2 separate regions of the Mus musculus genome follow, and region 1 is linked to region 2. The links are chromatin loops, found by intact Hi-C in ENCODE. Cell type or tissue: left cerebral cortex. All regions are shown on one strand. Each heading gives the region's core, and the rest is flanking DNA. Links, peaks and the distances in the headings are about the cores only.

What was found. A loop is a pair of places that touch in the nucleus more often than their neighbours do. Peaks named below come from ENCODE experiments on the same cell type or tissue, not always from the same donor. Only the 100,000 strongest peaks of a DNase experiment are listed, where the experiment ranks them.
Region 1: a loop joins it to region 2, with 3 times the contacts of the local background. A loop is called at or near these places in 3 of 42 quality-filtered maps.

Annotation. Positions count from the first base shown.
Region 1 is chr7:126,227,155-126,242,246 of GRCm38, reverse strand. 1700123J17Rik (RIKEN cDNA 1700123J17 gene) reads left to right here. Exons shown (of 5, transcript NR_131046.1): 2 at 187-267; 3 at 12,072-12,155; 4 at 15,010-15,077. Among named protein-coding and RNA genes, the nearest start is that of 1700123J17Rik, 14 kb to the left of the region's middle. In left cerebral cortex, for the core only: no CTCF peak of the experiment used is centred there; DNase peaks (open chromatin) are centred at 5,275 and 5,924; H3K27ac peaks cover 671 bases.
Region 2 is chr7:126,280,072-126,295,163 of GRCm38, reverse strand. It overlaps Sbk1 (SH3-binding kinase 1), which reads right to left. Exons shown (of 4, transcript NM_145587.3): 2 at 5,075-5,307; 3 at 3,919-4,121; 4 at 148-3,339. The coding sequence starts at 5,300. The coding sequence ends at 2,515. Among named protein-coding and RNA genes, the nearest start is that of Sbk1, 15 kb to the right of the region's middle. In left cerebral cortex, for the core only: no CTCF peak of the experiment used is centred there; DNase peaks (open chromatin) are centred at 6,861, 7,234, 9,653, 10,136 and 2 more places; H3K27ac peaks cover 3,152 bases.

The sequences.
Region 1 (15,092 bases), core at 2,401-10,400, 52 kb after region 2:
TACTGTCTCATCTCTCTCTCTCTCTCTCTCTCTCTGAGTGTTTGTGTGTCTGGCTCTGACTCTACACTTAACCTGAAGATTGTTGTTTTGTAGCCCAGGCTAGCCTCCAACTTGTGATTCTCCTTCCCCAGTCTCTTAAGTGTGTACCACCATGACCACCATAGTCCTTCCCTTTTCTCTATATAGGAGTGGTTCAATAAAACACAAGGAAAAGAAAGAGAGTTCAACGCCAGATTGCTACAGGCCTGACGGATGACTGACAGAAACGTAAGTAGGAAGCCAGCTTCCTGGAAGAGGCTTGACTTAAAATGTATCACAGTGTGGCTTAGGCACCTTGGCAAGAATGCCACTATCTTCCTAGAAGGAACCTGTGAAACATCCCACGTAGACAAAAAGGTATGCCTCAAACCAGATCTGGTCCAGGCTTTATCGGTGGAGAGATTCTGTTTCTCGTGCGGCTGTGCAGAGGCTGGCGGTTCTGTTGCCTAACGGCATCTTGTTATTGTTTTTTTTTGTTTTTTTGTTTTGTTTTTGTCCTTAGGGAAGGTAGGAGGATGCAAAGGGCGGCTCTGCACTTTCGAATGTTTCTGTCAGCTAGCAGCAAAAGAGATTAAAAAAAAAATCAGTTCCCAGTTGCACAGGCATGAGCACGGCAAACATCTGGGACAGAAGTGGGGTGTAACTGAAGGGAGGGAGACAGGCTAGGGTACAAGCAGCAATCAGGAGGACCCAGCTCTGAACAGAGACTCCTCCCACCTGCTCCTGCCTTGTAACTCGTCCATATTGGACCTGGAGGACAGAACTCTAAGATGTAAGGTTGTTTTTATACAAAGTCTTGCTATGTAACCTTGGATGGTTGGAAGGTGTTATGAAGACCAAGCTGGGATCAAACTTATAGAGATCCACCTGCCTCTGCCTCTCAAGTGTTGGGTTTTGTTTTGTTTTGTTTTGTTTTGTTTTTAAAGATTTATTTATTATTATATGTAAGTACACTGTAGCTGTCTTCAGACACACCAGAAGAGAGCACTGGATCCCACTATGCATGGTTGTGAGCCACCATGTGGTTGCTGGGATTTGAACTTGGGACCTTCAGAAGAGCAGTCAGTTCTCTTAACCTCGGAGCCATCTCTCCAACCCAGCTGTTCTCTTTCTAAATCAGGTTCTGAGCTAGGTGTCCAGGCCCCCAAGTGAGGCGCATCTCTGGAGGTCCTTGATAACTCTGGGTCCTGCGGCTGGGGTGTGGCTGAGCGAGGAGCACTTGCCTCGCCTGCACGATGCCCAGGGCGTGGTGGAAGCACACGCACCCCCCTCGCCCACTACAAAGCAGCCCTGGGGCAGCTTCCAAGATTCTGCATTTCCAATACCGCGTCGCGGCTGCTGATGCTGCTTTATGGTCGGTCCACTCTCTGAATGGCCAGATTAGAACTAAGATGCTAACACAGCTGTTTCTCCATTTCTCTGGCTTTGACCTTACACCCTAATGTAGAAAATGAAACTGCACCTTTTCTCTACCACTGTCCCCTCTCCCCCACACCACAAGTTCTGTCCTTATCCCTCCAGTGTTATACATCCTTTTGGTTCGACTAGTTTTTTTGTGTTTCCATTATTATAACTTTGTAGATAATACTCACACCTTAGCCACATACTATGCTCGGATTACATTTCCTTTCTTGTTCAACTTTTTTGGGGGGGGGCAGTTCAAGACAGGGTTTCTCTGTGTAGCCCTGGCTGTCCTGGAACCCACTTTGTAGACCAGGCTGGCCTCAAACTCAGAAATCTGCCGCCTCTGCCTCCTAAGTGCTGGGATTAAAGGCGTGCGCCACCACCACCCGGCTCAACTTTTAAATCTGATTTGCATTTTCCTAGAGTTATCATTGACCACCCCCATCTTACCTTTACTGAAGCATTTACAAAATTTCCAGATAAAACTCAGAATCTTTGCTTGGTAGACCCAAATGTTCCACAAACTACGTACAAGCTGAGTTTGTGCTATCCACCTTTAACCCCAGCACTTGAGGGCTGAGGAGATGGCTCAGCAGTTAAGAGCACTGACTGTTCTTCTGAAGGTCCCAAGTTCAAATCCCAGCAACCACATGGTGGCTCACAACCATGCACAGTGGGATCCAATGCTCTCTTCTGGTGTGTCTGAGGACAGCTACAGTGTACTTACATATAATAATAAATAAATCTTTAAAAACAAAACAAGGGCTGGTGAGATGGCTCAGTGGGTAAGAGCACCCGACTGCTCTTCCAAAGGTCCAGAGTTCAAATCCCAGCAACCACATGGTGGCTCACAACCATCCGTAATGAGACCTGACGCCCTCTTCTGGAGACAGCTACAGTGTACTTACATATAATAAATAATAAATAAATCTTTTAAAAAAAAAAACAAAAACCCAGCACTTGGGAGTCAGAGGCAGGTGGATCTCTATAAGTTTGATCCCAGCTTGGTCTTCATAACACCTTCCAACCATCCAAGGTTACATAGCAAGACTTTGTATAAAAACAGCCTTACATCTTAGAGTTCTGTCCTCCAGGTCCAATATGGACGAGTTACAAGGCAGGAGCAGGTGGGAGGAGTCTCCGTTTGGAGCTGGGTCCTCCTGATTGCTGCTTGTACCCTAGCCTGTCTCTCTCCCTTCAGTTACACCCCACTTCTGTCCCAGATGTTCGCCATGCCCATGCCTGTGCAACTGGGAACTGATTTTTTTTTAATCTCTTTTGCTGCTAGCTGACAGAAACATTCGAAAGTATGGATCTGAAGTCCTTTTCTGGTATTTGTGAAGACAGTTACAGTGTACTTATTTATAATAATTAATATTTTGAGAGAGAGAGAAGCAAATGGAAGGGACAAAGTTAGGGTTGAGTTCCCTGACTTTAGAAACAGTTGAATACAAGCTCAGGTGGTAGAGAAGGGGTCTGTTATTTTATTTTATTTTTTACAAATCCTGAGGCTTTCTTTTAAACTTTCTGGAGGATTTATATTGTTGAAAAGAGGAAAAAAACATGCACAAGATTTTAAATTTCAACAATACAAAATGGATGGAAATAACTTGCTCTGGGTAGAGACCCCAGGCTCCTCCAGAGTCTCCTAGGACATTTCTCTACACACCCAGGCTTGAGATGTATGGTCATTCTGTTTATTTCTTTTGAAAAGACTTCCAAAACACTCTGGGGCGCCTTGTGTTTTGACTCACTAATATTCTTGAGGTCACTCCATATAAGCACGTATAGATCTGTGCTAATTCACTTATGGACCATTACAGGAGGCTTAAAATTGTAACTTGTTTAACCATTTCTCTCTAGGTCCATCTGAGCCTCCCACACAGTGCAGCAATAAGCATTGTGTGACCACAGTGCAGTCTACATTAAGCACAGAGTATCTGGACTTGGAAAGCCGGGGCTGCTGCTAAAGCCAAGTGTTTTCTCTACAAACTTCAGTTTTTTGTAGCTGTGAGATGGCGATAAAAAGATATTTCTTTTTGTAGCATATAGCTGCTATATGCACTCACGTTCCAGATATGGACGATTGGGCACCGAACAAAACAGATCGGATCCCTGCCCTTGCGGAGCTTAGAGTCCAGCGGCAGAGCACAGGTCATAGACAAGATGATGCTGAGCGCTAAAGCAGTGAGGCAGGAAGGAGGATTAGATGGGAGGTTTGAGGTCTCAGATAAGGTGGGGTGCAGGTAGCAACCCAGTAAGGTGATGCTGAGTGGCACACATCTGAGGAAGGGTACATTAATACCTGGCAGAGAGCAGGGACGGGGAGGGCACCGCCTTCTACACAGCTGCAGGGGATAGCAAGGGCTCCCTGTGCTAAGGATCTCCCAGCTCTAAGTCTGCCTTCCAGGACCTCTAGATAATAAGTAGAGCCCTTCCCTGGCTGCGGCAATGCCAGTGACAGCAGGAGAGATGCCCCTGCCCTGTGAGCACGGAGTGTGATGGAGCCACTCAGAGGATGTCAGGTAGGTGCCTGGGCGGTGAGATAAATCCACATGCATGTGCCAGTGCAGTGGTGTAGCAGTGGGAACTCCAGTCACCGTCTTCACCCTCTCCTCGAGGTCAGGCCTTCCTCCGCAGGCTCAGCCTCCACTCGCTCCCCTCTCGAAGGGGTAAAGTTGCTCACCAACCTCCCCTCCTCCTCGATGTCAGCCACCCCTATAGTAGTTTGGTGGCTTCAGGGAGGGTGCTTCATTCCCAGCCCAGTGGCCCCAGTCCCTACTTGCTTTCTATTGCTCTGATAAAGCACCATGGCCGAAAGCAACTTGAGGACAAAGAGCTTTAAAGACCTCTAGCAGGAACCTGGAGGTGGGAACTGAAGCAGACTCCTTCAAGGACAGTCATGGCTTATTAGCTTGCCCCCATGGCTTGCTTTCTTATATGATCAAGCATCACCCACCCAGGGGTTGTACCATCCCCAGTGGACTGGGACTTCCACACATCAGCCAGTCATCAGGCCAGTCTGATAGAGGCTTTCTTCCAGTTAAGGTTCCTCTTCCCAGATAACGGTAGCTTGTCTCAGATTGACAAAAAAGCAACTGCAACAACCAGATCCTGCCCCAGGTTTGGATGCTTTCTTGGTGAGGTGGCTGGCACTGGAGAGGAAGAAGCAGGAAGCAGGAAGCAGGAAGCAGGAAGCAGGAAGCAGGAAGCAGGATCTCCCTTTGGATGGCACATTTGGGTAATCTCAGAGCTCACCAGTCAAACTAACCTTGCAGAGTTCTCCTTCCAACCCATTATGGCCAGGGCTAGGATTTTTCGGTAGAACCTGAAGGTTCTGGCATTGGCCGTGTGGTTGGGAGAGGGAAAGGTGCTGGCTTTGTTGTGAGCAGCAGTCAAGAGGAAGCTGCTGAACTCACAAGGTGTTTCTTTGGACTACATTGGTTGTGGAGTTGAGAAAGTGGTGGCGAGGCTAAAGCTCCCCTTTTCCAGCCATCTCAAAGTGGCCCCATTGCCTAGGAACTAGAAGTCCTCTGTCCTCTCCCTAAGGCCCTCAAGGCTCCAATCTTTGCCGCTTCTCACCCAAGCAGAAGGAATCAGCAGCCACCTTCTTGTGTCTTCCCCAATAGATGCCCTGTGTGAGGTTGGTTGTGCAAGGCGCCTTTGTGGTATTCCTTGGCTCCTGACAGCTCTTCAGAGATGCAACACTTGCCTTTCCTCTCAGAGCTGTAACACTTACAAACCTTCGCCTCCAGCCCAGCAACCCTCCTCTAGGGCTCCCTGTGGGTGGAGTCTACAAGCAGCAGCCTCTGCTTCACACAGCTCAGAAGGATGGGGATAGGTCTGAGCCAAAGGGTTCAGATAAGTACGAGGGCGGGCTGTTTCACAGTCTTCATAAAGATATAAATCTAGATTCTCACTGTCCAGATGCCTCACTGTTTAAGGCGTAGGAAACACCAGATGGATCAAGAATTTCAAAGTTAAAAATAAAACCCATAAAATAATTAGAATAAAATATGAATGAATTTTTAAAAAGAATAATGAGCCAGGCATGACGGCACACATCTGTAATCCCAGCATTCTTGAGGCAGAGGCTAGAGGGCCATAAGTTCAAAGCCTGCTCAGTTGGCATGTTGAGATCCTGTCTGGATAAAACAAAACAAACAAAAAATGTTGAAACACAAGCGAGGTTTTCTAGGTCAGTAACCAAGCTGGTGAATTATAAATGTGTCTGTCAAAAATTGAAAGATACTGGGTTCGGTATCTAGTACTTGGAGGAAGTGAGGAGTCACACAGTAATAGGTACTAGAAACGAAATCAAAACAAGTGGTAAACTATTTTTAAAGTGTGTAACACAAAGAGCCATGTCTGCAATACAAAATTAGCTCTTACCAGGACAGTGACTTACAAACCACAGACCATGAACTGGAAGTTTCAAAAGAAACAGAACCAGCCGGAAAGCCGGTGGGAAAGATACAAGCAGCTGTTCTCACTACTCAAGTGTCTTCACACTTCCTGAGCCTTTGGCTGGAAGTATCCTCCCTCAGGCGACAACGGCTGCTGTTCACTTCCTTCAGCTCAGTAGTGCCAGAGGGACGAAGTTGGATGGTGCGGTTGGGAGGTGGCAGAGACTTAGAGAGAATGGGTTTGCAGGAAGTCCTCGGGGGCCCTTAGGGGAGAGAGGCTTGCCTTTGAAGGGATCTTGAACCCTGGACCCTTCCTCTTTTGTTCCTTGACTGGAAAGAGCAAGGTTTTTTGTTCCTGTTGTTAGCTTGTTTTGTTTTCTGAGTGCTTTGTTTACTGGATGTTGAAGCTAGGGCCTTGCACAAGCTAAGCAAGCACTTTACCAGTGTGATGCACAAGGAGCAGCTCTGTGCCCACGTGATAACATACAACTTGCCACAGGTCAGAGCAACAGCGGCCAGACCTACCAAATCACTGAGCCGAAAGAATCTTTGAATGATGGGGCCTAGCAAACACAGAAGTGGATGATCACAGTCAGCTATTCGATGGGTCACACGGCCCCTAATGGAGGAGCTAGAGAAATTACCCAAGGAGCTAAAGGGAACTGCAACCCTATAGGTGGAACAACAATATGAACTAACCAGTACCTGGGAGCTCTTGTCTTTAGCTGCATATGTATCAAAAGATGGCCTAGTCGGTCATCACTGCAAAGAGAGGCCCATTGGACTTGCAAACTTTATATGCCCCAGTACAGGGGAACGCCAGGGCCAAAAAGGGGCAGTGGGTGGGTAGGGGATTGGGGGGGTGGGTATGGGGGACCTTTGGGATAGCATTGAAAATGCTCAGGTTCTGTGGGACCACCTGGGAATAGGGACATGCAGGTTGCATGAGAGCCATCCGGTGCAGGCTGCTTCGGAGCAGTCTGTAGTTGGAAACCTGCTGGGACAGATATAGTGTAGGGACAGAAGGTAGAGCTAAGGAGTTTAGGGGAAGGTTTTCATCTTGAGTATACATTGAAACTTGTAGGCCCATGGTCCTGGTACCTGGTGGGGCAGAGGAGTCCCAAGACTAGGGGGAGCTCACCCTCAGGGATGGGCAGTAGGTGGGAAAGTTAGGCTGTTGATTGACAGGAGCACTTATCTGGAGTCTGCTTGACTTGTGAGAGATGGATCCAAGTCAACTTCCTGAAAGGTACAAGCATTTTTCAAGTTTACAAAAAGAGATAAAGGTTCTAGCTGTGTTAGCATTACCACTGCTTGTAATCTGTCCTGAAATCCACATTGTAAACCAATGCCTTTGAGTTATATTTGTTTACCATGAGGCACAAGTGGTTGATGACTGAGAGAAGCCATTTTTAAAGCAAGCTTCTTGCTTTAAATAAGAGTAAAAAGTTATATTGAAACCTGTTTTGGGAGTTTATTTTTTTCAGAGTGAAGTCCACCAACAAGTTAAACAGTGTCTATTTGCTTTTCTCAGCAGGAGACCTAGTAGCTCTAGAAAAGTGAGGCCCAAGGCCTAGTTTTATATGTATAACGGACTGACCAGTCAGCTGCAGCCTTGGGGGAGGGGATTGGTTTGCTTGCTGCTCTTAACGTAAAGTCAGAATTAACTGTCAATATCATCTGAGATCTGAGAAGAATGAATTAAAACAAGAAGTATGTCCAAATGGTCTATGTATTAGTTAAAAAGTCAGAGATTTACCCACTACCTAGGCGGTTGACCTAGGCTCCAATGGTCTCAGTGGCTTCACTGGGGAGAGAAGTAGACTATCTTCAACTATCTCAGGGAACAGCATTAAATGTTTAGCTTGATGCACAGGAAGATCTAAGGCGTTTTCCTGTGGAGAAGGAACCTGGGAAAGCTGACTGGCTGCGGCAAGGAAGCGTAGAGCAGTCAATTCAACATTGTCCACAGTGTGGGCAAAGCTCTGGGGTAGGAGAGGCGTGGGGCAGTTCTGCCCAGTGATTAGTGTTACCACAGCCCAGGTGGAGCTATCTGCCCCACTGTCTTCTCTGAAAACTTTAGAGCTGCCACTAGGAGCTGGAATTTCTGTCTACCATAGGAAGCCTTTTTATTACATATTTTGAATGCCATATTCAGCAAATCTCTGAAGAATTTGAGGACAGTTATCTATTAAGTACACCTTATTATATTATATTATATTATATTATATTATATTTATTTATTTTGGTTTTTCGAGACAGGGTTTCTCTGTGTAGCCTTGGCTGTCCTGGAACTCACTTTGTAGACCAGGCTGGCCTCAAACTCAGAAATCCGCCTGCCTCTGCCTCCCAAGTGCTGGGATTAAAGGCGTGTGCCACCACTGCCCGGCTAATTAAGTACACCTTATTTTAAACAAACTTTGTTTTTAGTTACTTGCTTTAGGCTTAACCTTGAAAACATACAGGCTTTCTTGCTCTCTTGTTCTCTTCTCTTCTCTTGCTCCTGCTCCCTTCCCCTCTTCCCCCCTCCCATTCCCCTCCCCTCTTTCCATGTGCTCATGCCAGCCTCTACTCCTCTCCTCTCCTCTCCTCTCCTCTCCTCTTCTTCTTCTTCTTTTAAATTTTATTTTATTAGATATTTTCTTTATTTACATTTCAAATGCTATCCCGAAAGTTCCCAGTTCCCTATACCCTCCCCCCGCCCTGCTCCCCTACCCACCCACTCCCACTTCTTGGGCCTGGCTTTCCCCTGTACTTTCTTCTTCTTCTTCTTCTTCTTCTTCTTCTTCTTCTTCTTCTTCTTCTTCTTCTTCTTCTTCTTCTTCTTCTTCCTCTCTCTCTCTCTGCCTTTCTCTGTCTCTACTCCCTCAACTCCCCTCCCTATGCCCTGGATAAACTGTATGCTATACAAAAAAGAAAAGAAAAGAAAAGGGAAAAAGAAAAGGAAAAGGAAAAGGAAAAGGAAAAGGAAAAGGAAAAGGAAAAGGAAAAGGAAACGCATACAGGAGGCTAAATAAAGCTTTTGTTGTAAATGAATTCCATTTGTACTTAGCTTGACTATGAGCCTAGGTTTGAGCATACTAAGGAATTTGATCCTTTATAACGCGACTGAGCATCAACCTGTGTGTCTTACTTATCTTTAACAGTTACAGCAAGCCAGCAGCTTTTATAAGATTAAGGTTTTACAGCTGAGTCTTAAAATTTTAAGTTGAAGATTTAATTGAAGATTTTTTTTATCATCAAAATAAAACTTTAAGCCACCAATGCAGTAAACTTTAAACTATAAATACAATCCATAGGAAGACTGGGAATTTTTTGATCCTTTTTATAGGATACAGAAAATCGAGTTTCTTGTAAGACTTAGTTTATCCAAATAATTAAAGCTTAATAAAGTCGCCAAAGACAAAGATGCTAGACATATATTTTAAGGCTGTTACTGTTAATCTGAGTAGAGCATAGGAATTTATAAACCTTATTTATCAACTATATCTAGAAGCCTGGTGCTGAGCAGTTAGTAAGGTCGTAAGTAGTTAGAGATAAGAGGGTTTCTGTTATTCCAAGTAGACAGACCTTTAACCCTTAGGAATCCATCATCACATAAAAATCCATCCTAACCCGAAACAGTTTGGAGATCTGCTGTTGTCTCCTTGGTCTAAAATGGAGCTACAAGGATAATCAGAGGTCTCAGAAGTTTTATAAGTGCTGCCTTGGTTGTTTTATACCATATGGTCATCTTAATCAGGGTGGTGGTAAAGTCGCAAGGCATGTATCTGTTTTTAACCTTAGTTAAGATGCCTGCCAGTCACACCTTTGCTTTCATCCTAATGAGGTCATCAGCCAGGACAGGCAAGCCATATAGTTGCTATTTAAAATATCTATTTTCCGGGCTGGTGAGATGGCTCAGTGGGTAAGAGCACCCGACTGCTCTTCCAAAGGTCCAGAGTTCAAATCCCAGCAACCACATGGTGGCTCACAACCATCCGTAATGAGATCTGATGCCCTCTTCTGGTGTGTCTGAAAACAGCTACAGTGTACTTACATAAAATAAATAAATAAATCTTAAAAAAAAAAAAAAAAAAATCTATTTTCCTATAAATCTATTTTTAAAACAAGAGTTGCATCCAAGTTATATATACAGTATATTCCAAACAAGAGTTGAAGCACATATGTCGTATGTTGTAGCAATTAAGATTATCTATGTAGCCGGGCATGGTGGCACACGCCTTTAATCCCAGCACTCAGGAGGCAGAGGCAGGCGAATTTCTGAGTTTGAGGCCAGCCTGGTCTACAAAGTGAGTTCCAGAACAGCCAGAGCTATACAGAGAAGAGAAACCCTGTCTCGAAAAAAACAAAAAAAGAAAAAAGATTATCCACGTATAGTTTTTAAACTATAAGCCTTTTGTTTTAAAGTTTTAAGCTAAATTTCATTACAGATTTTTAACCCTACCCAGTGAATTTACAAATCCCGAGATAGTTTACAGCAAAGTCTTAAGACATTTTTTGAGAATGAATGTTGTGATCATAAAGAGAAAGAGCTCTAAGAATATGCTCTAGCAAGCTGTGCAGTGGTGACACACGCCTTTAAACCCAGCACTTGGGAGGCAGAGACAGGCAGATTTCTGAGTTCGAGGCCAGCCTGGTCTACAGAGTGAGTTCCAGGATAGGATAGCCAGGGCTATACAGAGAAACCCTGTCTCGAAAAACCAAAAAAAAAAAAAAAAAAAGAATATGCTCTAGGGAGGTGTGGGGGGTGGGGGAAGGGGGTGCCTCAGTGGGCCCATGGCAAGGCATCCCTTCCCCCTGAGGGACCAGACACACACCAGTATAGTATAGTATAGAGTTTATTTAGGGCATGGGGAGGGGAGTTAAGAGAGTAGTAGAGGCAGAGAAAAGCAGAGAGAAGGAGAGAGTAGAGAAGCAGAGACCAGCCATGACCACAAGGAGAGAGGTGGGAAGAGTGGTGGTCTGGCAGAGACCCAGGCTAAGCAATTCAGCTCCCACCTAGATCCAGGGCTTTGAGTTGGTCCACCCCAACACCTACGCCATCTATGAGTTGTTGGAGCATATGAAGGGGCCTGTTCTGTGGCTATGGCTGCAGCATCTCCATCCATAACTTGACAACAGCAGGATAACCAAGAGGAGTCTCAGCTAGGGTCCAGTATTAATGGTGTAGCAAAAGTCAGAGAGAGGCCTTGAACCAGACCAACAACTCATTTTAATGAATATTTGCATGTGAATCTGCTGTTTGGGCAAAAGAGTATATTGTGTGATATACCACAGCAGCTTCCAATGCCACTATTGGGATGGAAAGGTGGGAAGGATGGAGGAGTGGAGCATGGTGGAGCTGGAGCCACGACAGCTGTGAGGGGTGTGTGTGAGTCAAGGCTGTAGTTGATGGAGGAGCAGGTCGTTACTCAGTAGGTCAGTAGGTCAGTAGGTCAGTAGGTCAGCAGGATGATGGGCCACAGTCTGGAGCTTGCTCAGACTCAGCCTCTAAACAAACTGCCTGGTCACATGATTGCACTGGTGCTGGACAGGGAAAGGATACTCTAGATGAAGAATGGTCCGTTTTCTGGATTGGACCTTTTCAAAAGACCTCCATGGTCCATGCTTTCCTTGCATTGCATGCCTGTCAGTGGCCTGTGCTTTGACAGAGGACCATGTCGTGTCGATGTCTGTACTGCCACAGGAGACCAGGCAGAGGTCCTTGGTGCATGCTGATTATGGAGAACAAGTAGGTGTTTGTGGTCTGTGCTGTTGCCTCGGCTCTGTGCTCCTGCTGACTGTGAAGGGCAAGGAAGCTAGTCTTGAAGTGTTACCAGTGACAGATGACAGCAGATGCACAGTTGAGAAAGAGGAACATAAAAGGCTTCTGTGGCAACTCCTCCCTCCACCCCACACCACTCCACACACCCCCGCAATGACAACCTACAGAGGAAGCCATCAAGGAAAACTACAAAAAAATTATGATGAAGATGGTGAAGCATTGGGGGCTGGTGAGATGGCTCAGTGGGTAAGAGCACCCGACTGCTCTTCCAAAGGTTCGGAGTTCAAATCCCAGCAACCACATGGTGGCTCACAACCATCCATAAGGAGATCTGACGCCCTCTTCTGGTGTGTCTGAAGACAGCTACAGTGTACTTACATATAATAAATAAATAAAAAAAAAAAAAAAAAAAAAAAAAAAAAAAAAGATGGTGAAGCATGGCTCTCTCTCCACAGTTGATGGCTTCTGGTGCAGGTGCAGGTGGAAGAAGATTCATCTTCTCTTGGAGGGACGACCATTAGGAAGCTGACCATGCTCCAGTGAGTATACGGATAACACAAAATGGACTCTTCCCTTTCTTCTTTGTTTTGGGGGTTAATCATGGTGGAGGGAAGGTGGACAATGGGAGGACTGGGAGGTGAGCTCAATGAGGTACATGATGTAAGATTCCTAAATAATCAATCAATAAAAGCTTTATGTTAAAAAAAAAGAAAAAAGGCCGGGCAGTGGTGGCACATGCCTTTAACCCCAGCACTTGGGAGGCAGAGCCAGGTGGATTTCTGAGTTCGAGGCCAGCCTGGTCTACAGAGTGAGTTCCAGAACATCCAGGACTATACAGAGAAATCTTATCTCCAAAAACCAAAAGAAAGAATTAAAAAGGGGGCTAGAGAGATGGCTTAGAGGGTAAGAGCACTGGCTGCTCTTCCAAAGGTCTTGAGTTCAAATCCCAGCAACCATATGGTGGCTTACAACCATGCATAATGGGATCCAATGCTCTCTTCTGGTGTGTCTGACATCAGCTACAGTGTACTCATGTATAATAATAAATAAATCTTTGAGCTGGAGCAAGCAGGGAGCACTCGGGATTGACCAGAGTGAGCAGAGTTCCTAAAACTCAATTCCCAACAACCACAAGAAGGCTCACAACCATCAATCAATAAACAAACAAACAAACAAACAAACAAACCTTAAAAAAAAATCTTAGAGATAAGAGACTTTTGGAAGTCCAGAGCAGAGAATGTCTAAGAGGTTTGGGAATCATTTGTTTGTGCTGTGGCAGAGGTTGTGACTGTATGAGAGAATTTAGAAAACAAGTGTGCCACCTTTGGCCATTGAGCTGTACTGAGACCAAGCAGGACAGGGAGGACAGAAAGACTCTAATAAAGTCTGAGCTGGTGGAGAGCCAAGGGAAAGGGATGCAAAGTAAACTCGGCTGAAAGGGGCGTTCCTATAAACTTCAAGAGGGAGCTGAGACAGAGAGAAGCCCAGGAGGACATTGAGAAGCTACAGGACTTTCAAGAGGGAGCTAAGAGGGACAGGGTTGCTAAGTGTAGGAGCTCCACCCAAAGAAGGATTCCTAGAGGTCCAGGACGGCTTACGGAAGAGACAGAGCAGGCAGCTCCCGAGGAGAGGGGCTAAAACTCCAGGAGAGAGCTGTGAACTTGTCTGAGAAAGGCAAGGTCGCTGTACAGGCTCAGGACAGTATAAAGAAGCTGGGGGACTTCTAGGAAGGAGATGAGAGACAGAAGGAACAGGGTCACAGAGACCAAGAAGGGCGTAAGGAAGCCAGCCTAGGGGAAGGAGAGGAAACTCATAGCCTATAGGTCCAAGAAGGCCCAAGAAGAGATAGAGGAGGAAGCTCCAAGAGGAGGCAAATAAGCCCAGCAGGGCTTAAAGAAAACTGTGAGACTTAGCAGACAGCTCCTGGGGCATGTGTGTTGGGACTTGGTCTTGTGTTTGTGTTGGGGGTTGGTCTGGTGCTGCTGTTTTCAAATGGTGGCCCCCAAGATCTGGTTGCAGTGTCCTTCAATGGGTACTAAATGTTTGTTATGCCATTTAAGGAAGCTATTTATTTTACTCTTCTTTTCTTTTCTTTTCTTTTCTCTATCCTTCTTTCTTTCTTATGTAAGGGGTTGAAAAGGAAAGAAGGGGGAAGAAGGAATATGATAAAGTCAATAGGAAAAAGAAGTAGATTATTGAATCTATCTACTCTTTTTTGTTTGTTTGTTTTTCGAGACAGGGTTTCTCTGTGTAGCCCTGGCTGTCCTGGAACTCACTCTGTAAGACCAGGCTGGCCTTGAACTCAGAGATCTGTTTGCTTCTGCCTCCCAAGTGCTGGGATTAAAGGTATGCGCCACCACTGCCCAGCTTTAAAAATGTGTAGACCAGGCTGGCCTCAAATTCTTGATCCTCCTGCCTCTGCCTCCTTCAGCAAATCCTACCAGCGTGGGCCACCACTACTGGTGAATCTACTCTTAAACCAAAGAATATTTTATAGCCAAAATCTTACATTGATATAGATCTTTGTATATTGATACATATTAAGGTTATATTTTGTTACATTGGTATATATCTTTGCATATTGATACAAAAATTAAGGTTATTTTTGTTACAACATACTATGTGTTAGCATTCTGTCTAAACTCCATCCCACAGTTACCTGGCAACAGTCAAGTATGGTCCTCCATGCCCCCTCCTCTCTCTCTTACTCTTGTTCCCTCTTGCTTCTCTCTTGCCCTCTTGGGCTCTTCCCTTCCCCCTCCTTTCCCCATTCCCTTCCCCCTCTCTCCACACGTCCATGACCAGCCTCTGTTTCTCTACTTCTCTACTCTCTCCCTCTCTCTGCCTTTCTCTGCCTTTACTACCCTCTTAACTCTCCTCCCCATGCCCTGAATAAACTCTATTCTATAGTATTCTAGATAGGCTATAGATAAATAGATGGTCTTCAAAAACTTCAGGGATCCACAGAGTATATATAGCATTTAAAGATGTTTTATTAAAGTAAGCCTTTTTTTTTTTTTTTTTTTTTTTGAACAATGAGACAGGTCAGATCCTGGCAGCACCCCCATTTTACTTCAAAGAAGATGATAAGCATAAAAAAATAAAATAAAATAAAACAAAACAAAAAAACCTTCCATATGGGGCTGGAGAGATGGCTCAATGATTTTAAGAGCACTGGCTGCTCTTCTAGAAGTCCTGAAATTAATTCCCAGCAACCATATGGTGAGTCACAACCATCTATACTGGAATCTGATGCCCTCTTCTGGCATGCAGGTGTACATGCAAATAGAGCACTCATAAACATAAAATAAATAAATAAATCTTAAAAAAACAAAACAAAAAAAAACAAAAACAAAAAACCAAACCTCAACCCTGCCCTTGCTTTAACTACAGGCAAAATGCTGTCTAAACTGGACTAAGGAGATACAGGGAAGTCAGCTGCTGAGCTTTGCCAAAACAAGGTAAGCAGTACTTCA
Region 2 (15,092 bases), core at 2,927-10,926:
CTCGCACAAAGTCCAGGAAGCATAACCCTCCTTCAGGCCTGGCCTGAGTCCACTTGAGGCCGAGTAGGCCTAGACACTGCAGGTGCTACCTCAGAGTGTGCTGTAAATGAAGATCAGTGTACCCCTTCCACCCTGCAGCTCAAACAATCATTTTTCTAAATTTTTATTTTATAGCAATTGTCATAGTTAGAGAAGTAAATAACACATTTAAAAACCTCCTCAGGGCCAAAGGAAGCCAGAGTATTTACAAACACATGGGGTAGGAGAGGCGAGACAGGGGTGTGAGGCTCTACTGCGTGAGAACAACCCAGGCTCTGCCCCAGAACTGGACACTGTTGCCAGCCACCAGGACTGTCCTGTGGGCTCAGGGAACATCACAGTCATAGGGCTCTCTGCTCACAGAACCTGGTGGGAGACCTCTAGCTAACCCGAGGCCTCACTTCCCATCCGGGGAGCTCTCCTATACCCCACAAGCCAGCTCAAAGGGGCCCCTGGGAAGCACCAAAGGACAGGGGGCAGTGTGAGGGACACACAGGCTGGGACAGGTGTCAATAGATGATTTGGCCTGCCCTGGGGTGAGACAGAGATGCACACATATGTGTGCGTACGTGAACAAACTGTACTTCACAGAAAACTTGTAAAGGGGGAGGTTTCCTCTGTGGTTTGTCTTCTAAGCCTCCATGTCTACCGTGTTACTAATTTTTTGCTATTATTATTATTTGTTTCTTCAACAGTTTTGTTTCTTCAAACTGAGGTAAACATCTGTAACCAACACCTCTCCTAAGGGGCAAAGGGTCCCAACCCAACCGACAGAGACAGTACCAGCGGTGGCAAGAGCAGAGGCTGACCCAGTCCGAGTCCTGTTCCAGGTCAGGCTGGTTGCTGCCTCTAAACAATGGGGCTGGGCTACGTACCTAAGGTCTCTTCTGAGGACTACCATCCTAGATACTACAAGGGAGAAGCCTCCCACACAGGATCTCAACAGAGAGGGGCGCTTGTGGGATGCGGGATGTCTACCGTGGAATCTCGCTTCCTTGTTATTGCAGATCAGGGTGGAGAGGCCTAAGGCAAGAGGAGAGGCAGCGGCTGGGAAGGAGGGCCTAATGGCCCCAGGTGGGCCAGGGCAGTGATGGGGGCCTTCTGAGACTCGGCTCTTGGCAGGAGGAGGGGTTTGCTACTTACCTGGCATATGTGGCCCTGTGTCCACTAGGGAAGTGGTGGCACCCCAGGAGAGTAGGACCAGGCCCTGGAGCAACCACAGTTTGTAAACTGGACTCAGGCAGGGCAGGGAGACCTATAGCCCTTTGTGGTGGGAGTAAGGGGGTGTGTAGAGGTGGGGGGCTCCAGGCTGAGGGGTGGTTGGTGCCCCTTGTAGCTAGCTAGCCAGCCAGCCCCAAGATGGAACCTCCTTGAATGACCCGGAACTTTTTGGAGGGACCCTAGGAGAGGCAGCCCAGGCTGGCCAGTTGGGTGGCGCCAGGCAGAAGGCACAGCCTGCCTGTGTTGAGGTTATTGCAAGGGTCCCTCAAGCCTCTTGTGTAGGGTCCCAAAGGAGAGCCGGGGCAGGGTGGATCCCTGCTTTGCTGCCTAAGAACCGGAGCCAACAGCAGGTACCTCCTGGGGTTCCCTGAGGAGTGTGCTAAAACAGAGGCCTGGCTCTTGGCAGCTGCCTGGTGAGGTGTCTGGACACTTAGACACACATCACACTCCCTCCTCACTTCAGTGACCTGCTCTGCCCCTGAAAGGGTACTGGCCTAGAACCCAGGCTGACATGTGACGGCAACAGAAACCCAGGAGTAGCTGTCACAACTGTTTCCCTGCTTGTGGAGTGCTCTGGAGGGAGCAGCTGGGCTGTGCATGGACTCCATTGCCCTGGGGACACAGGAGTGCCGAGCCTCCTGTTCCCCAGCCATCTGCTCCCTTACTCCCAGGAGGGGCACACATTGGAGCTCTGTTCCCAAAAGCCTCGTGGCTGCAGTAATAGCTCTCCCTCCTGGGTTCAAAGTTCCCATCAGCAGGAAGAAGTGAGGGGTATCACTAGATAATCGGGTCTGTTCCTGCACACAACTTTTGCTACATTTAAAGGGCTTGGCCTCTTCCTCTGACCTCCTGGAGACCACTGTTATCAACCCAGTGCCTGTCCTTTGCCAGTTTCTAAGGATCGATCTCATGCCCATATCTGCCCGACACCAAAGCCCCCTTTCTGTGCCCAGGTTTGGATGGAATACTGTAGGGTTATCTGCCAAGGGGTATGAAGCGCCAGGAGTGTTCAGGTTCCAGAGCTCAGAGTCTGGCCCACAAGCTCCCAGCCTTTGTCAGGGGCCTCGGCTCCTCTAGGCTGAGGCCGGCCGTACGCATGGTCATTTACTAGCTATGTCACCAGCCCACCACCGACCGGGGTGTCTGGGCCTCCTAGTCTACGCTACTCCTTCCCACTGCCGCGCAGAGACTGCTCCTTGTCCCCAGTACGGGTTAGAGCGCGCGGCTTCCCCGCAGCAGCTGCGCTGCAGCGGCTCAGACGCAGATCTCGATGGCCGTGGCCAGTACCACCTGCCCTTTACTCTTGTCCGTGCGGCCGTCGGTCCTGCCCGGGGGTGCAGGCGGAGCCAGACCAGCCTCAGGCACGGGTACTGGAACTGGCACTGGCACGGGTACCACGGGCCCTACGCTGGGTGGGGAAGGCCGCGAGCCGCTGCCACTCTCGGTGAGCACAGTGCGCTTGAGTGGCCCGGGAGCCTCAAGGCGCAGGGACCCTGGCAGGCGGTCCCCAGGCGGCTTGCGTGCGCGGTGGGAAGGCCGCCGCCGCAGCTCGGATGTGAGCTCGTGCTTGAGGAAGCGAAAGACCTCCTTGGCGGGCCCACGCCGCTCAGGCTCTAGCGCCAGAAGCCGCTGGAACATACGCAGCGCAGGCTCGGTAAAACGGCGCCACTGCGATGGCAGCCCCGGCAGGCGACCCCGCTGCCAGCGCACGAACTCCTCGAAGAAGGCATCCGCACCCGATGCAGCCTCCCACGGGAAGTTGCCAGTGAGCACACAGAAGATGAGCACGCCAAAGGCCCACACGTCCACGCCCGTGTCCACCGCGAAGCCATCGGCGCGGCCAGCCTGGCACACCTCGGGTGCTGTGTACGGTATAGTGCCGCTCACGCGCTTCACACGGCAGCCCACGCGCCGCGTCATGCCGAAGTCAGCCAGCTTCACACGGCGGCACTCACGGTCAAACAGCAGCACATTCTCGGGCTTGATGTCACGGTGCACCAGCTGCCTGCTGTGCATGAAGTCCAGCGCCAGCCCCAGCTGCTGCACACAGCGCTTCACCGTGTCCTCTGGGAGCCCCACCTGTTGGGAACAGAGAGAACTGCTCAGGGGTAGACCAGGCCCGCCGGCCCTGCCCCAGTTCCTTCTTTGAGACCCTGTCAGTTGCCCACTTGGAGGTCACAACTCTCCTGTTGGCCTCTGAACCTGCCCTGATCCTGGTGCCTGTTTGTCCTCCTCCGGACCTGGTAGGATACCCGTCCTGTTCCTCTGCTAGGTGGCTTTTGACTTCGACTTTACCCAAGTGGAAAGACCCCAACTAAGCACTAGGATCCTCCCCCATTTGCTCCAGAGACACCTCTGCGGTCTCAATGCTTGGTCACTTGCATATTTATTATTTGCAGTGCTTATATGTATGCTAGACAAACACTACCACTAAGCTACACTTCCGGATTTGCTGAGATAGGGTCTCACTACTCAGCCCAAGATGGTACAGAACCCATGATCTTCCTGCCTCTGCTTTACTTCCCAATTGCTGGGATTAGAGGTGTGACAGGTACGCATACAATACCCAGCCTGCCGGTTGATCCAACTCCTTCCAGGTTTCCATACGCTGGCAGCCCCAAAGCCCATCTCCCCTCTCTCTGCCACTCTCTGAAGTACCTGAGGAGGGATGATGTCAAACAGGTCCCCAGCAGGTGCATACTCCTGGGCAAAGACATAGCACTCCTCGGTCTCGAAGACCACGTCAAAGACCTTGATGATGAAGGGGCTAGACGACAGGCTGTTGGTGATGCTCACCTCACGCAGAAAGTTCTTCAGCTTTGTCTTACTCTTATTCACAAATTTCAGGGCCATTTTAGTGCCTGGCAGGGCCACAACAACAACAGTGAGACTCCCACACCTGGCTGTCCAACCTGTCCCTGCAGTAAGGCTAGTGGCCATGGTCAGCACGATGTCCTCAAGCAGAGATGGAAAACTGACTCAGGTAAAAGACTTGTCTAAGCCCACCGAGCAGAGCAGGGCTGACTTGCGTTTTCTACCTTACAACCCCTGACTGAAAACCAGCAGGAAGGCTTACAGCCTCTACCCTGAGCTATTTTCCCTACATCCAGTCTACTCATCTGTCGTATTTATCGCCCTAGCTAGAACAAGACTCTCTGAACATAAGGCCCTGCCCTGTACCAGAGTCTCCAGAATTCACCACACAAAGGCTCATCAAATGCTACCAATGGGTGAATAAGAGAATCCCCCATAAGGAACTAGCCCTCCAAACTGGGCAGGCATGTGTACCTTACTGGGCACACAGCTATGGAATAGCAACAATGCTACACATCATAGGCCCTACCTTCTTTCCTAAATAGAGGAACAGGTTCCATTGCCCAGGGTCACACAGAAAGCACTAGGGCGCACCCAGGCAAGCTTTCCTCCTCCTGCCTTAGTCCTCTGTCCGAGAGACTCCTCCTGCCTTGCCTGTACAGGGTCTCATCCTAGTTCAAACACACTGTCGTGCTGTGACCTTGGCTGACTGGCTGAACTTCAGGGTCTGTGTCCCATAGGGCTATCTCCCCATACCCTCTAAACAAGGTGTCCTGTCCCCAAAGACCTGTCCTCACCTTTTCCAGCTCCTCAGCATCAGGTGTCACCAATGTTCTTAGCACCACTTCCTGCATGTCCCTAGGCTCATCTGTCTCAAAGGCGCCAGATGGCCCCAAAGCAGCCTAGCCTTGGTTTGGGCACTTTGTCAACTCCTTCTGCTCTGGCCCTCTGTCCAGGCATGTCCCTAACCTTAATACCTTGCCACCCCACCAACACTCACCTGTGCCCTTGTAAGCCACCAGGTCGACCTTCCCGTAGGTCCCTTTGCCCAGCTCCCGCACAAGCTCATAGTGCTTGGTAACATCGCTGGCAGCCAGTGTGCGTAGGGTCAGCGCTTGCATGTCTTCTGTGAGGAGGGGCACACCTGCACCTGGTACAGGGGCGGCCCCCGGCCCACAGCAAGGCAGGGAGTGGAGCGGTTCAGGCTCAGGGCAGCCCACGCTCATCTTCTCCCTGTTGTGGGGTACGGCATGATGAGTGACAAGCCCCCTCGCCATCTTCCTCCCGCCCCCCCCAGCACCTAGGAGATTCCCAGCTGGGCCACAGGGATGTTAAACGTCATTAATCTTGACACCATCCCCGAAGTTTCTTGAGACAGTCGCTGTCCCTCGTTAGCACTGTGTATCACAGACCCATTTGTCTCACACTAACCCACACAGTCCCCAGCAAGCACACAGGTTTATGCCACAAAGCAGTAGCCACACATATGTTTCCATTCACAAGTTCTGGGTTTCTGTTGTGGGTGGTGCTGGGAGAGGGGGGTCAGACCTACAGTTCTGCACATGCTAAGCATGCGATCTGTCACTAACCCACAGCCCTAGCCTTATTCACATATGATGATGATGCATCTGCTGTTTGCCAGGTGACATCAGAGCCTTTGGGGATCCAGCACTGCACAAATCCACGAGATCCTTGCCCTTGAGGTTTGCGCATCAGAAAGATGGGCGATAAACACGATGAACATACAAGCGGCATTTCACAGTGAGGCAGAGCGGGCTCAAGAGCAGGGCTAGGGCCAATGAATGGTGGCCTCTGCCGTATCAATTACCTCAGCCACCCCATTTGACCCCACACAGGCAAGAGAGTGCCAGTATGGCCACACAGTAACAACACATGCAGCCATGATCAATGGCATCCCTGGGGAAAACACAATCCCTTCTGGTACATACAACACAGGTCAGGCCCTGGGACCTGTTCCACAGAAGTCCTGCCTGTCCTTCTCAGTCCCAGCCTGAGACCCCTTTATGTCCACAGCCGGGATCGTCTTCATGCATATACCCCTCACAGCTACTGTGTTTCCATAGAGACCATCATCCTCTGCCCACCCCAGCTGACGTCCAAGGCTGGGGTCTGACTCTGTGATAGTAAAGCCAACGCCCAATTCAGGGTTCTCACTTCTGCTTTCCACCTTAGACTTTGCTTCACTTTTCTGTGGCTTTACTGGGGTTTGCTTGGTATATGATAAACTACATATTTAAAACACGATTTGATGAGTTTAACACATAAATATTCATGAATCCATCACTGCAATCAACATAATGAGTCTATCTGTCATCCCAAGAGTTTCCTTTTGTCCCAGTATAAGCCTGCTCTGTCTCCATCCTTATCTTCCAGGCAGCCATCCAGAACCTTCTCTTAGCTTTGTGTGCGTGTGTGTGTGTGTGTGTCTGCGCGCGCGAGCACACACGCGAGTGCTGGGAGCAGAGCCTCTCCCAGGTACACTGGGCAGGTGTTCGAATGTGCATTGAGTGTTATCAGCCAGAGGCCAACACTAAGACCTCCTGTCGGCTGCCTCTCATCCCAGAGCCCCCTGCCCACACCAGTTATACCAAGTCCTCTGCCCCATCTGAGAGGAGGCGTGACCTACAAGCCTCAGGCTGAGTCTGAATACCAAATGTCACTTACTAGTTGGATGTCCTTGGGCTGGCTGCATGTGTGCCTGCTCCCTCCTCTATCAAGAGATTTAACAGAACAACTTCCCATGAGCCACTGTGGGGTTTAACTAGGCACGAAGCACCTGTACTCAGTAAATTCTCTGTAGGTGTGTGCCATGCCAAGTCTGCAGTCATAGCTCCAGACAGGCTCTGCCACAGCATGACCAGGCTCCATGAGGTGATTTGGTAAGGATGGTGTAGTTGCTCCTGGGTTTCAGGGTTGCTAGGACCATACACCCATGCTTACTTGTGCATTTCCAGCTGGAAGCTGGGGGTGCTAGAACCTCGCTACACCCCCCCCCCCAAGCCCTGGCCAGCCATTCCCTTCCAGGGCAAGCCCTTTCCCGGCCTTCCTTCCTTCTAGGCAGCACGACCCAGCCTCCCACTTCACACAGAGAGGAGGAACACCAGGCGGGAACTTCCTGGCCTCCCACCAGCCATGGGCGGAGTTCCATCTGTGCCATCCTCAGCAATGGCTGAGACCAGAGGCCCCCTCCCTGCACCGGCTCCCACCTCTTCTACTTCCCCAGACTCCTGTTCTTTCCATTCATGAACCAGCTCTGTTCCTAGACCTTGTTCTCCCAGAACTGCCCCACCCCAGCTGCAGCCTTTTCTGAGTTTTATTTTGACTCTAGATGCCACAGTGTCACCCGGGAGTCTCGTCTGCGGTGTGGCTGTGTTTTCACAACCACAGAGGATGGTAGGAAACCCAGCCCAGCTTCCCCTTACTCTGTGTGACTGGGCTCTGTGGCCAGTGTCCACAGCCCTACCCAGTTCCAGGCTACAATTCTAAAGATTTATTTATTATTTTATGTAAATACACTGTAGCTGTCTTCACACACTCCAGAAGAGGGAGTCAGATCTCATTACGGATGGTTGTGAGCCACCATGTGGTTGCTGGGATTTGAACTCTGGACCTTTGGAAGAGCAGTCGGGTGCCCTTACCCACTGAGCCATCTCACCAGCCCCAGGCTACAATTCTAACACGGCCATGATTAGGGTATATTGGGGAAGTAGGGAGGGGAGGCCCTCTCAGCTTCAGGGACCATGAGTTCTGTCAAACGTCCACCACCTACCTGGTGAGGAAGACAAGTTAGCTAGCTTCATCTCAAAAAGGAAAGGAAACCAATTCTGAAGTGTCCCCAGGCCACTGCCTCTAACCTTTCAAGGACAGTGTGGAGTTTTTCCTGAGAGTTTCTGAGGAATGGACAGCCCGGCCCTCTTAATCTGAAGTCTTCCTTAACCCCCAGAGAGATGCTGGGCTGCTGTCCTAACCACTGATATGTGTACACTCCTGGAGACAGAGACGGATGGCCTGGTGTGCAGACACGTGTTCTCTGATACAACTCCCCGACTTAGAGCATCAGCTCTGCTAGGTCACCTCAGATGTTTCTGTGTCATCTGGGACTTTGGCTGGTAGCTGCAGGAGGCTGTATTCCCTCTAAGTGCTTGACCCTGGGCCTCTAGGCACTCAAGCAACGCACTGCCTCTGCAGACTTTAGAAGCTGCTAGACTGCCACTGTTCCTAAGCACTCTTTACTTCCCACTCTGCTCCCCTGCCTGATCCCTCAAATGGCACTGTCCTTGGGTCCTTCTCTATCAACCTCTGCTGCCCCAGCAGGTGCATGTCATGGGCACTCAAGAGCTTTCATCTGGGCCTCCCCTGCTGACCAGGTTGGGGAAGATGTCTCAGCTGTGCCTACTTGTCAACAAGCCAAGAGCTCCTGAAGGCAGAGGCCAAACCAGATCCCAACCCATGCTGTATTGCACCCTGAATTTACTGGGTAAGTTTTGGGGCCACCCAGCCCTTCTCTTCCTGCTGTCATGTTCTCCACAAGGTGTCAGCAGAAGGAATGACTGAATCTACATGTCTGTCCCTGATGCTGCTGTGTCATCCCTCAGGTACATACTGTCTCTGACCCAGTTACCAAGCATGACTTAAAGACACGGTGGGGAGCTACAGAGATGGCTTGAACTTGGAACAGTCTGGGCCTTGATCCTTCTGTGAGCCATTTCAGCCGAGTGACCTATGGCCAGTCCTGGGCCTCAGTTTACACATCCACACATTAAAGAAAACAAAAACATTAACTTGACAGTGCCTACTGCAGCCAACCAGTCATAAGGACTCCACAATTCTTCTGAACGCTATATAATAGTACTGTTATTCCATGATGTAATGAAGCGCAGAGACCAAGTGGCGTACCCACAGAAACACAGCTAGCTCTGGAACTGGATCTAAACTCCATCCTTTAAATCAGTTCTTTCCCAAGACAAGTGTTGGGAACAATACACCCAGATCCTGCAGTAGCTGGGTGGAACCTCTGCCAAGGATACCCATGTCACCCTCACAGTGATGTCACGTGACTCCTGGTGTGACAACTTGAGACTGAGTGAAGCATGACATGTCTAGCTCCTAAGTGGCTGGAAGGATAAAGACATATCTGACATTAGGGGGTCACTGTTCTCCAGGTCCTGACACACACCCTTTTGAATGTACCTATAGACTGTGCTGTGAACGCCCAGCAACCAGGAAATAGAGGTCTCTGTTGACCTTTGTTTCCTCCCAGCCTGTGCTCAGCAGGGTATCCTCCCACACTCCGGGTAACTGCGGCCCCAAGAGACCCTTTGGGTGGAACCCTTCCAGGGTGTGTCTCTACTGGCTTTGATACCCATCTGTGTAGTGATCTGGAACTTTCCCCCACCCACCAGGGAGATGCTGGGCTGCTGTCTTGACCATCTGATGTGTACACTCCAGGAGACAGAGATGGACATCCTAGCGTGCAGGCACGACAGTCCTGGCTCTGACACATGCTGGAGGGCCACCAAAATGGGGGAGGGTTTCCCAAGCAAGAAGCAAGACTGAACCGCCTACCACTTCCTGTTGGCAGGCAGCCTGGGTTGGGTGCCACCCTGTGATGCTACACCCAGCAGAGAACCCAGCTCACAGTGCTTCGGAACGCTCATACCTCACCATAAGCAGAGACAAACACACACAAGCCATAAGCGTATGCACACACACACACAGACATCAAACATACAGTCACAGGGACAAACAGTCACACAGACAGACATGCACACACATGCAACACCACCACCCTGGCAACCTTTTCCTGGCTAAGTCCTCACAAGAACACTGAGGAGAGGGCAAGGAGCTGCCTGTGCAGCTTACCTGAGGGGTGACTTATACACCCATGAACACGCTAAAGCTTTCAGTAAATGTACAACCCGGGCAGCCACTGTCACTATCGAATGATGTTCTCTGTTCCACAGATAATAACAGAGGCTCAAGAGTGTGGTGACTTGGCTGTGGCTGTGGCAGCCAGCCAGCTGTTATCAAACAGTCTCCTCTTCTACATTACAAAGTCACAATCCTTCCTTCATGTGGCCATGTGGCTGGCTCCCCTCCCCCACACTGGGATGTAACACAGTGACGTGTTACTGCCAGCTCAGGACTTTTTCCAGTTGCAGAAGCCTTCTGGATGCTGACTTGAGCAAAGGACTCCCAAACCCTAAAATGTGGTAGAGCCCCCACTAGATGTCCACCCAGGAGGAGTGAAGATTACCCACCCTGTATTGTTCTGTGAATCTCCGTGTTCCACCCCTGAACTGTGGCTTGTCACAACAACTACTGCTATTCTCAGGAAGGGCTATGCAGTCAGTAGACAGAACTATGTTTTGCACCTGCCTGGAACATGGCCAGACTCCCCAGGAATGGTGACAGAGATCAAGGACAAAAATGCACTCACAGGAGTGGGTGGAGGGTGACCCATCTGCAGAGAGGAGGGCTTGCCTCAGCCTGTTGGTGGGAGAATGGTGTCGCTGTATTTATTGAGCACTCTGGTTGCTCTACGCATGGTGGGCTAGACTTAGGTAACAACCACCGTGTATGATATGGTTGCTATACTCTCACTTTTACAGGAGTACCCTTCCAGTCCAACGGTGAAACCTAACTGCCTTTTATGTTCCCTGCATAGCCCATGCTGGCCTCAAAGTCTTGTTCCTCCTACCTCAGCGTTCTGGGTATTGCGATTGCAGGCCTGTGCCTCCACACTGGGTTCTGTCATTTGAACAGTATTAAGTGAGATCTGGCCAGATACTGGGGCAACACACCTTTAATCCCAGCACTTGGCAGGCAGAGGAAGGTGGATCTCTGTAAACTACATAGAACCCGCCTCAAAACCAACCAACCAAAGAAACAAACAAACAAAGGCTAAGGAGGTGAGACCTGGGCGGGGCAGGTGAGATGGCTCAGCGCTTAAAGGTGCTTACAGTTGGGTGACCTGAGTTTGATGTCCACAAGACACTTTAAGATAGGAGAGAATTGACTTCACAAAGGTGTCCTTTGATCCTCACAGGCACACTAAGCATGTGTGTACCCACCTGTAAACATGTACCATGCACCACAGATACGACATACTAATAAGTATGGTTTTTTAAGAAGACAGATTTTGGAAACTATTTAGAGGTTGGGTTCTTTTAAAAGGCTCATCCTGGTCTTTCTCTGTTCCCTTTCCACCCCCTACCATGGATGCCCTTGACCTTGATGTCCTACCCTCTAGAACTGAGAAATGCACCTGCTCATTGTAAACCACCCTTTAGAGATCCTTGGTGGCAGAAGCACCAAGCAAACCAAGATAGCTGCTGAAGTGCACAAGGACTCAAAGCTGGCACTTGGCAGAGCTGGGTCCAGATCTGGAGCTCCAGTCCTGCAAGGCAAACATAGCACAGAGAAAAGCATCCTTCATCTCTGGGGTGCAACAGAGGCTAAAGCTACCTGTGGGAACTGGGGGTGGGGGGCCGGGCGCTATGAGAGGTGAGGCAGGACCAGGCCTTCTGTTTTTGTTTGTTTTCTTACCCTGACTGACCAGGCTGGCCAAGAACCTGTGATCCTCTTGCCTCTGACTCCCAAGGGCTGGAATCGCAGGAGCGAGTCACAATGTCTGGCTCCAGCTGAGCTTTTCTGTCCTTACACTTGACTCCCAAGATTCTCTGTCCTATGTTCAGGTCCTCTCCCTTAGGCCCTGGACCTACACTGTGTCCCACGCAAGGGCAAACTCCAGGGGTGTCTGAATACAAGCCTGGCTTCTCTGGATATGACTACTCACCCTCCCTGTGTGTGTGTGTGGGGGGGGGCGGCAAATAGCTGTGTGGTAGAATTTCAGAACTGAGTGGGGGCAGCCCAGTGACCTCTCCTCCGTCCATCAGTGAAAGGCAAGTGAGCTTCAGCTGCAGTCTCCTGACCCCACACGCCAGCCCTTCGTGCTGCCTCCCTCACAAGTCCTTAGACTCCATTGGATGAACCGCTTTTTTTTTTTTTTTTAAAGATTTATTTATTATTTTATGTAAGTACACTGTAGCTGTCTTCAGACACACCAGAAGAGGGAGTCAGATCTTGTTACGGATGGTTGTGAGCCACCATGTGGTTGCTGGAATTTGAACTCTGGACCTTCGGAAGAGCAGTCGGGTGCTCTTACCCACTGAGCCATCTCACCAGCCCCAATGAACCGCTTTTTATCTGCACTTCAGTTAACACACATAACGGCCTGTGGCATTTCATACGAGCTTGCCACTGTGCCTTGCCCCACACCCCGCCCAGCCTGACTGAAAGTCAGATTTGACTCACTTTTTGCCTTGCTCACACAGCTGCAACGGAATTTGGATCACTGGATTGTTATTTAAGAGAGGGTCTTGCCAGAGTGGCACTGAATTCTCCATCTTCCCTCCTCTGCCTCCCGAGTGCTAGGACTACAGATGTACACCAGCACATCTGGCCTCGCAGTGCGGCTGAGGCTCCTTGAACAGCCATGTGGTATTGCCTTGCTTGGCATCAGTTCCCCTTTCTTTGGGTACCAGTCCTGCCCTGCTCTCTACACCACTATCAGGGACAGGCCTGACTCTGGGATGCATTATTCCATCTGCTCAAGATAAACACGTGCCCCATGGTGACCCCTGCAGCCAAGCCCTGGGGACGTCTGTCTGCTGGAATTGTGGAGAAACAGCATCCTTCACTCTGGGTGTGAGACCAAGCCAGAGGACACAGGGCTACAGCTGTTGGAAGCTGGCAGGCCACACCAATGGGGAAACCTGCCTGACAAGGAAGCAGCAGAGACGTGCTGACGAGGCACGCCTAAGGCCAGCTATACTCCTGGACATTTGTTTCATGAATCAGTGGGTTTCTGTTCGGGCTTAATTAAGCCAGCTGATGAGTTTATATAACTCCCAAGCTAGACTCCAGACGAGTGTACCTAAAACCCAGCGAGAGAGCCGAGAGCTCCTTGAAAGCCAGCCCCTGCCTTAATCATCTTGCTATTCCCAGCACTGAGCCAGGGGGTGACAAATGCCGGTGAATAATTCCTTACGTGTTTGGAAGTTGTAACTTTTTATATCTTGGCTTTCCTGAATATGACCCTGCAGGCACACAGTTATTTTCTAGCACCACGTGAAGGACTGTTGGTTGGCTCCATTCTGTAGATAGACAGACTGACGACCAGTCATAGGTCAGGAACCAGGCTGTCTTTGGGGGTAAAGTGCTATTGTCCTCTAACAGCTCCAAGTCCAGGTGGCATGAGAGAAGCAGCTGTGAGGAGCACTGGTCACCGGGGACAGGCTGGAGATACCAACAGAAAGTGACATTGATGGGTGAATCCCATGGGCCCATCAAGTTCTTCCACTGCCTCATAGTGTGGGGAATATTACTGACTCCAAGTTACAAATGAAGAAACTTAGGCACGGGCATTGTTTTCTGTCTGTGTTTAATGCTGGGATGGAGCCCAGGCAAGTGTTGCACCCCCCAGCCCTTTTTATTCTAAAACAAGAGTCTTGCTATGTAGTCCAGGCTGTCCTCAAGCTTTTGACCCTCCCGCCTCAGCCTCCCGAGTAGCTGGGATGACAAGTATATGCCACCAAGCCCCGCTTGGTCATATCATTATAGAAGATCACCCATCTAGGAAGCATTAGAACCAACCATCACCATGCTGTGACCCAAGCTTAACCACTGCGCTACCACCTCTGAAGTGAAGTGGTAAAAATTACCATTTATGCCGGGCGTGGTGGCAGACGCCTTTAATCCCAGCACTCCGGAGGCAGAGGCAGGCGGATTTCTGAGTTCGAGGCCAGCCTGGTCTACAGAGTGAGTTCCAGGACAGCCAGGGCTACACAGAGAAACCCTGTCTCGAAAAAAACAAAAACAAACCAAACCAACAACAAAAAATTACCATTCATTTTGCCACTTAATCTCTGTGGCAACTCCCTCTTCACAGGGCAGGACGCTGAGGCTCGGAGGAGCCTACCCAAGGTCAGTCTCTGGGCCAGGACTGAACCCTTAGTTTCTTGGCCTGCACATCATCTTTTTTACTTTTAGCCTTCAGTTCTGGGCCCCAGGTCTCCCTCCAACCCACGTTCAGTACCACAGGCCTGGACAGCGCCCATTGAAGCCTGGCTTGAGGAAGAGTAGCCAGCGGGGCAGCAGGCGGGGTAAACTGCAGAGCTGAGTCTCCAGTGTCCATGCTATTGCTATAAAAAGCAAGCGGCCTTGCACAGGAGCAACTTGACACTCAGTGGATTTGAGTGGATCTGTGCAGAGCTTCTAGAAACAGGCATGTAGGCTAAAGGGTGAGTGGGCTTGGAATTTTTGCAGAGAGCTCGGACCATGTTGCTATGCTGGACACCTTGCCAAATAATTAGTCTGCCCCTGGGAGAACACAGCAGCAGTCACCAGTTACCCTGCCCTCTGGGCTCCAGATCACTGGATACAGTCAGTCAGTACACTGCTTTGACAAGGGGAAAATAAGAACAGGGTTTTCACTGATATTAAGCAACTCCAGAACCCACACAGTAGTGATGGTATTCGACCTTGACCCAAACTAGCTTGCAACTTCCAATTCTTCTGTCTCACCCTCCAAAGTAGCTAGGACTGCAGGTGTGTGCCACTGGGCCAGGCTACAGTCTAGACACAGCACCCAGTGTCACCCCTTCTCCACTCCCTCCGCAGCCCATCTCATACCAGTCTTTCCACTAGCCTTGTCCACCCCACCCCACCCCACCCCACCCCCTTGACTTGCTGCTACGCCCCACCCCCAACCGTTTCCCAGCTGCTCCCAGCAGCCCTATCCCAGCCTGGAGCTGTTCCTTCTGCCTGAATAGCTCTTCCCTCCAAGGCCCACATAGATCTTTCGTCAGTGTTCTGCTTGGGTGACACTTTCCAAACTAGGGCCACGTCCCACCTTCCCTTCCTCCACGCTTGCTCTCTTTCTCCCCAGTAGAATGGAGCACCTTTGAATTCATTATATAATTCACTGACTATGA